2 separate regions of the Homo sapiens genome follow, and region 2 is linked to region 1. The links are chromatin loops, found by intact Hi-C in ENCODE. Cell type or tissue: CD4-positive, alpha-beta T cell. All regions are shown on one strand. Each heading gives the region's core, and the rest is flanking DNA. Links, peaks and the distances in the headings are about the cores only. Region 1 overlaps EPB41L1 (erythrocyte membrane protein band 4.1 like 1). Region 2 overlaps DLGAP4 (DLG associated protein 4).

What was found. A loop is a pair of places that touch in the nucleus more often than their neighbours do. Peaks named below come from ENCODE experiments on the same cell type or tissue, not always from the same donor. Only the 100,000 strongest peaks of a DNase experiment are listed, where the experiment ranks them.
Region 2: it touches region 1 in a loop (4-fold over the local background); 5 of 110 quality-filtered maps call a loop at or near these places.

What each region holds. Positions count from the first base shown.
Region 1 is chr20:36,201,620-36,204,523 of GRCh38, forward strand. All of the region lies in intron 14 of EPB41L1 (erythrocyte membrane protein band 4.1 like 1), which reads left to right. Among named protein-coding and RNA genes, the nearest start is that of AAR2, 33 kb to the right of the region's middle. In CD4-positive, alpha-beta T cell, for the core only: CTCF peaks have their summits at 1,401 (motif pointing right) and 1,602; a DNase peak (open chromatin) is centred at 1,402.
Region 2 is chr20:36,490,564-36,493,467 of GRCh38, forward strand. All of the region lies in intron 7 of DLGAP4 (DLG associated protein 4), which reads left to right. Among named protein-coding and RNA genes, the nearest start is that of MYL9, 50 kb to the right of the region's middle. In CD4-positive, alpha-beta T cell, for the core only: no CTCF peak of the experiment used is centred there; DNase peaks (open chromatin) are centred at 1,568 and 2,638; H3K27ac peaks cover 1,929 bases.

The sequences.
Region 1 (2,904 bases), core at 267-2,766:
GTATCCTTAGGGTTGTAGAGAGATTGGTCAGGCAAGTGTTTGAAATGAGGAGGCCATTGCTTCTATGCCCAGGGCGGCAGCAAGTGGAGGGCTCTTTGAACTTCCTGTGGCCCTTCATGGATGCTGGGCATAGAATCCAGGCCCAGGCAGGAGGCTGTGCTCCCTCCTCTGATGGGATTTTATGGACTATCAGGGTTGGAAGCTACTGAGCGATCATCTGGGCAGAACTTTCTTCCCCAATATCTGCCGCTCCCCTGTTGATGTATGCTCTCCTCTGAGGGCCTGTACCTTTCTCCATTCTCAGAGAAAACTTCTTTAGCTGCTGCAAACGTGCTGGAACTTTAAGAAAGACATAAATGAGCTACATAAGTGATAAAACATAAGTCATACTTCTACTCTATGAATTTTTCCTCAATCTAAAGAACAAAACTATCCGCACACTCTCTTGAGGGAAATCGGACAAGAGTCAACAGCATACCAAGGACAGGGCTAGAGAGATGCCCTGGACACAGAGATGCTCCTGTGACCAAGGACAGGTGCCCATTTGGGGAGCAGAGCCCACAACCTGCACCCCGCCCCCGCATCATTCTCCTGCAAATGTCCATCCAGCTCTTCCACAGCAGGCACTTTTGCTGTCCTTGGCGGCAGCCCATTAACTATTGGGAAGTTTTCGTGTTGAATTGAAATCTGCCTTTTCAAATTAGCAGCCTGTAGGTCTCATTCTGCCCGCTGGTGCCCGCTACCGCTCTGCATCCTCCTCCAGGCCAGCCCTTCGGAGACTTGAACACCTCCCCTTCCCTAGAACACTTCACTCTCTTCCCACTTTCTCCCAGGAAATGGTTTCTGGAGGGCCCCTTACCCTGGACCCCCTCCTCGTATAAAGGGCAGGCCTGGCTGGGCATGGTGGCTCACGCCTGTAATTCCAGCACTTTGGGAGACTGAGTTGGGTGGATCACCTGAGGTCAGGAGTTCGAGACCAGCCTGGCCAAAATGGTGAAACCCTGTCTCTACTAAAAATACAAATAATAATAATAATAATAATAATAAGCTGGGCGTGGTGGCGCGTGCCTGTAATCCTAGCTACTGGGGAGGCTGAGGCAGGAGAATCGCTTGAACTCGGGAGGCGGCTGTCAGTGAGGCAAGATCACGCCTCTGCACTCCAGCCTGGAAGACAGAGCAAAACTCCGTCTCAAAAAAAAAAAAAAAAAAAAGGCAGGCCCCAAAATGTGACCCAGAGCTCCAGGAGGGGCCTGAACAGCCTGGAGTCAGGAGAACAGCCAGGCTGGAGAGTTTCCTGTCTGTGCCTTGGGTGCAGACAGCTGTGAGCCCAACTGGCTCTGTTTCTCCCCACCCCTGTTGCCAGCTTCCTTTGCTGCAGTGCCCCTACCTGACGGCAGGGGGCGCTCTGAGCAAGGCACCGACGGTCCCCTGGCTCCAGAAAGAATGGCTGCGGGGCTGCGGCTACCTGGGGCTACCCTAAGATTATCCCATCTTGTGATTCGGGTTAGAACGACTTTCACGCCAACCCCTCGGGCCAGGTGTGTGGCTCTACCCGTGCCTTCGCACCGTGGAAGTTTTTTTCTTTTTTGTTCAGTTTTCTTTTCCTCTTCAGGATCCTACATTTTACTTTGTCCCCCGCTGCTCAGCCTGTGATCTTGCGCATGGCCTCTCCCCTCTGGGATACCGTTTCGCCTTCTGAAATAAGGATAACGATATCTGCTTCACAAGTTGCCATTTGGATTAAATTTAATAACTCAGACAAAGGGCTGGCATTGCCTGGCACATAGCAACTAACAATCACTATACGTTTCCCCTTTCTTCCTGCAGAGTCTACTTTTCATTCTCTGCCAGCACCTGCGCCACTCACTCTTGCTTATCTAGCCTAGTTGCTAGTTAGAATTGGGGCAGGAATGTTCCAGAAGGAGGCATATTGACTGGCTTTGGCCATCATTGCCAGGCGGATGTCAGTACAGCTGGAATGGAGGCAGCTGAAGGAACCTGCTTCTCAAGGAAATGAGCAAAAGGACCTAGCTTCCGTAGGCTCTCAAAGCACGTCCCTTTGGGATGGTTCAGGAGCTGTGGTCCTGAAGCCTTAATGACCTGAAGTAAAAGCTCAGAAACCCACCCCAGACTTTACCTAGACCTTCCCCCCTTCCTTTTATCTCGCTTTCCCATGAACAAGATTATTTTAATGGGTTCTGATTCCCTGACAGAGAGATTTTCTCAAAACACAGTGGGGACAGAGGGTTTATGATGCTCTCTTGAGCCTTCAAAATGTTTCAGATCTTATGGGATCTGACAGACTCCTCCTCCCTGTGGGGTGGGATTAACAGACTCCTCACCAAGTCATAACCTGAAAAGGAGCCCAAGGTCATATAAACCTTCCCCCTCCTGCTGCCAGGAGAAGTTCTGGGCATGTCTCCCTGTGGAGGTGGTCATGGTAGGGTGGAGAGGACACACTTCACAGAACTTGGCGTCAGAGACTGAGTTCAAGGCCTGCCTTTCCACTTGCTCCCTGTATGGCCTTGGGCAAGATGCTTCTCCAGGTCTGAGTTTCCATATCTGTATCACGAGGGGCTCTAGTTGGGGCAGTGAGGAGGGAGGTACCTCAGGGCATTAAGGCCGCCCACACCCCCAACTTTACCAGGGCAGCTCTGTATTTCTGTCACATAGCCGACTTGCATTAAAATTTTGTGGGAAGTATCCTGTGGCCACAAGATGAAAAACCCAGTGACCTTCCTGCTTTTCTAACCACCCTAGAAGTCCATCATCCCTCCCAGGCATTGTTTGAAGAACTCTTGGGGGAGGTAGAGGCTGTTGGGAGATGGCCTAACAGTGCTGCGATCTGGTGCTTTTTTTTTTTTTTTTTTTTTTTTTTGAGATGGAGTTTTGCTCTTGTTGCCC
Region 2 (2,904 bases), core at 200-2,699, 290 kb after region 1:
GGGTCAGCTTCATCCATTCATGGGGGCCTTGAGCCCGGCCCCACTGTCTTTGCTGTAAAGCCTGAGCCATGGCTTCCAGGTTGTCTGTGGCCCCAGGGCACCTGTTCCTCTTGAGGAGTGTAGACCGCCTCTCCTTTGCCCCCTCAGGCACCTGGGAGCCAGCAGGCATGAGGCCCGTGTTAGGCCTCAGGACCAAGTTCAGCCTGGCCTCCAAGACACATGCAGGGGGCTAGCTTCTTGAGGTTGCTGTGTCCTCCGCATCCCTCGGGAAATGGAGTCACAGCCACTCCTGAGTATTTGAAGCTCTGTTTGGCCAGCTTATAACCTTTACAATAAAAAACAAAATGCAGGCCGGGCACGGTGGCTCACGCCTGTAATCCCAGCACTTTGGGAGGCCAAGGTGGGCGGATCACGAGGTCAAGAGTTCAAGACCAGCCTGACCAACATGGTGAAACCCCATCTCTACTAAAAAAAAAAAAAAAAAAAAATACAAAAATTAGCCAGGCATGGTGGTGCATGCCTGTAATCCCAGCTACTCAGGAGGCTGAGGCCTGGGAAGTGGAGGATGCAGTGAGCCAAGATCGCACCACTGCACTCCAGCCTGGGCGACAGAACAAGACTCTGTCTCAAAAAAAAAAAAAATGCAGAAACAAATTCATTCTGACCTGATAAATACAGTTTGGAGGATAAAATCTTGGGGTAGAAGACAGAAATAATGAGATAAAGGAAGCTTCTCTAGAAGAAGCAAGGACTTAGGTGCTGCGAGGTAGGGAGGCTGGGCTAGATACCTGGGGCTGGGAGCAGGCTGCACGGAGGATGCATCGCACAACTGGCTTGTGTCTGGGCTGTGGCATGAGGGACCTGCATGGCTGAGAGGGGGTCAGGAGAAGCAAGCATGCAGCCCATGGGGATGGGTGGTTTCACGTGCTGTGGTTTAGGGGCTGGCAGGAAGCATGGAGAACAGGGGAAGGGGGCTCCAGCAGAAACCCATGCATGTGTAAAGGCTTGGATGCACGGAGGTGTGCCGTGTTTGGGAATGGTGCACTGTGCATTTGGTTCTCTGAAGCTGGAAGGGGTATGCTGAGGGGGTGGGAGGGGCATGAGATGAAGCTGCTGAGATGGATGGGCAGGGACCAAGCAAAAAGGGCTCAGGTTTGGGAGGAGCCCTAGAACCTTGGATACTAAAGTGTTGGGAGCCTTTGCTATATGGCCAAATAATCTGGGTTTTTGGCAACTGAGGGTTTTTGTAGTGATAATGAGGTTTATTTTCTCTTTCAACAAATTATTGAGAGCCTTTGTGCTTGAGGCATAACCCCAATCCTGGCATGTGGCATGATTTGTCAGGACAGAGTTCCCTCAATTGCCCCAGGCCTGTAGCTGTCAGTTGACTCCTCCAAGCCCGTGGACTGATGTGGTCAGTGCTCTGATGGAGATTCCCAGGTGGAAGAAGAGACGGCAGTCGGGAGGCTCTCAGAGGAAGAAATTCTGAAACTTGTGGGTAGCTGAGGGAAGCCTTCCAGGCAGAAGAACAGTATGTGTGAAGGCCCCAGCGGGGGAGGAAGTGGCCGGGGTGAGGTATTGGAAGAGGTGGGGGTGAGGTATTTCCTCACTATATTTCCTGCATTCACACATTTGAAATGAGAGCTCTCCTGTACAAGGTTAGGTCCCATCTCCCTGCTTCAGGGAGGCAATACTCAGAGCTGAGGGGTGCCTGTCCCCCAGGGAGCCCCTGAAGCCCCAAAATCTTGTATGCTAGACAACACCACTTATCTGGCTGTGGCCTGTGTGTGCCTCAGGAGACAGAGGATCCAAGATCAGCTCACTTTCCTCTTACCGAATCAGGCCTGGACTTGCTTTCTGGCTGGGTTACTTTCCCTCTGATGACTGGCTGCCTAGGCCAGGGCTCAGGGCGTCTGAGGGTGCTTAGTAGAACTCTGGGCCCAGCAGCTCTGAGAGAGAGGCTGGAGGGTCAGTCCTTTGTCCAGACCCTGACTGTGGGCAGTCCTGTTGTCTTCCATTGGGAAGAAGGTGTGCCTCTTCCCACCAGAACCTCGTGAATGCTGCATGCACACTCTTCATGGACAGTGTCATCCCTACCCCACAGATGGGAACAAGGACTCTGGTGTCACACAGCCTAAGCTAGGCTTAGTGCCCAGTTCTTGCTCCCCCATACTAACTGCTACCCTCCTAAGGGAGATATACTCCCTTAAACATTTTGAGCAAATTGAGGTTGGCTTCCGTTTTCTGATCTAGGGCAAAAAACCCCATTTGTTTGGGACTTTAGGTCAAACAAATCCATTCCTTTCCTGAAATCCTCAGTGAGTTAGTCCTGTCTCTGCTGGTGGCCATAGATTTCAAGAGTTGCTCTAAACAAACGTCCAGGTCTTGGTGGAAACTGTCCCTGGGCCAGTCAGAGAACCAGCCCAGACTCCCTGCCAGTGGCTGGGGAGTGGTAGAAATTTGGCTCGCCCCCCCATCCCCACCCTACCCACAGGCCCAGTTGTGTCTGTACCAGAAATGAGGAGTGATGCCAAGCCTAGGCCTGGCCCAGCCTTAGCTTCTGCAATGCAACCTATGTAATCACACCCATTTTACAAGGAGGAAACTGGGGCCATACAACAGGTCAGTGACAAGAGCTGGGACCTGAACTCAGGCTAGTCTGGTTCCACACTGCCCCCTGGCTTCTGGACCCTTACCACCAAAATGACTCTGAAACTAGAGAATTTCAGGATTTCAGACATCAGTGGAGAGGGCATTCGCAGAGGGGATCTTCCCTGCAGTCACAGTGATGGGAGGCTCCACACCCATCCTTGAGGGAGAAGATGAATGGGGCAGTGCTTTGAGTTTGTCAGGGGCTGTGTGAATGCAGTATGCTGTGACCCAGTGAGAATCCCTCCCGCCCTT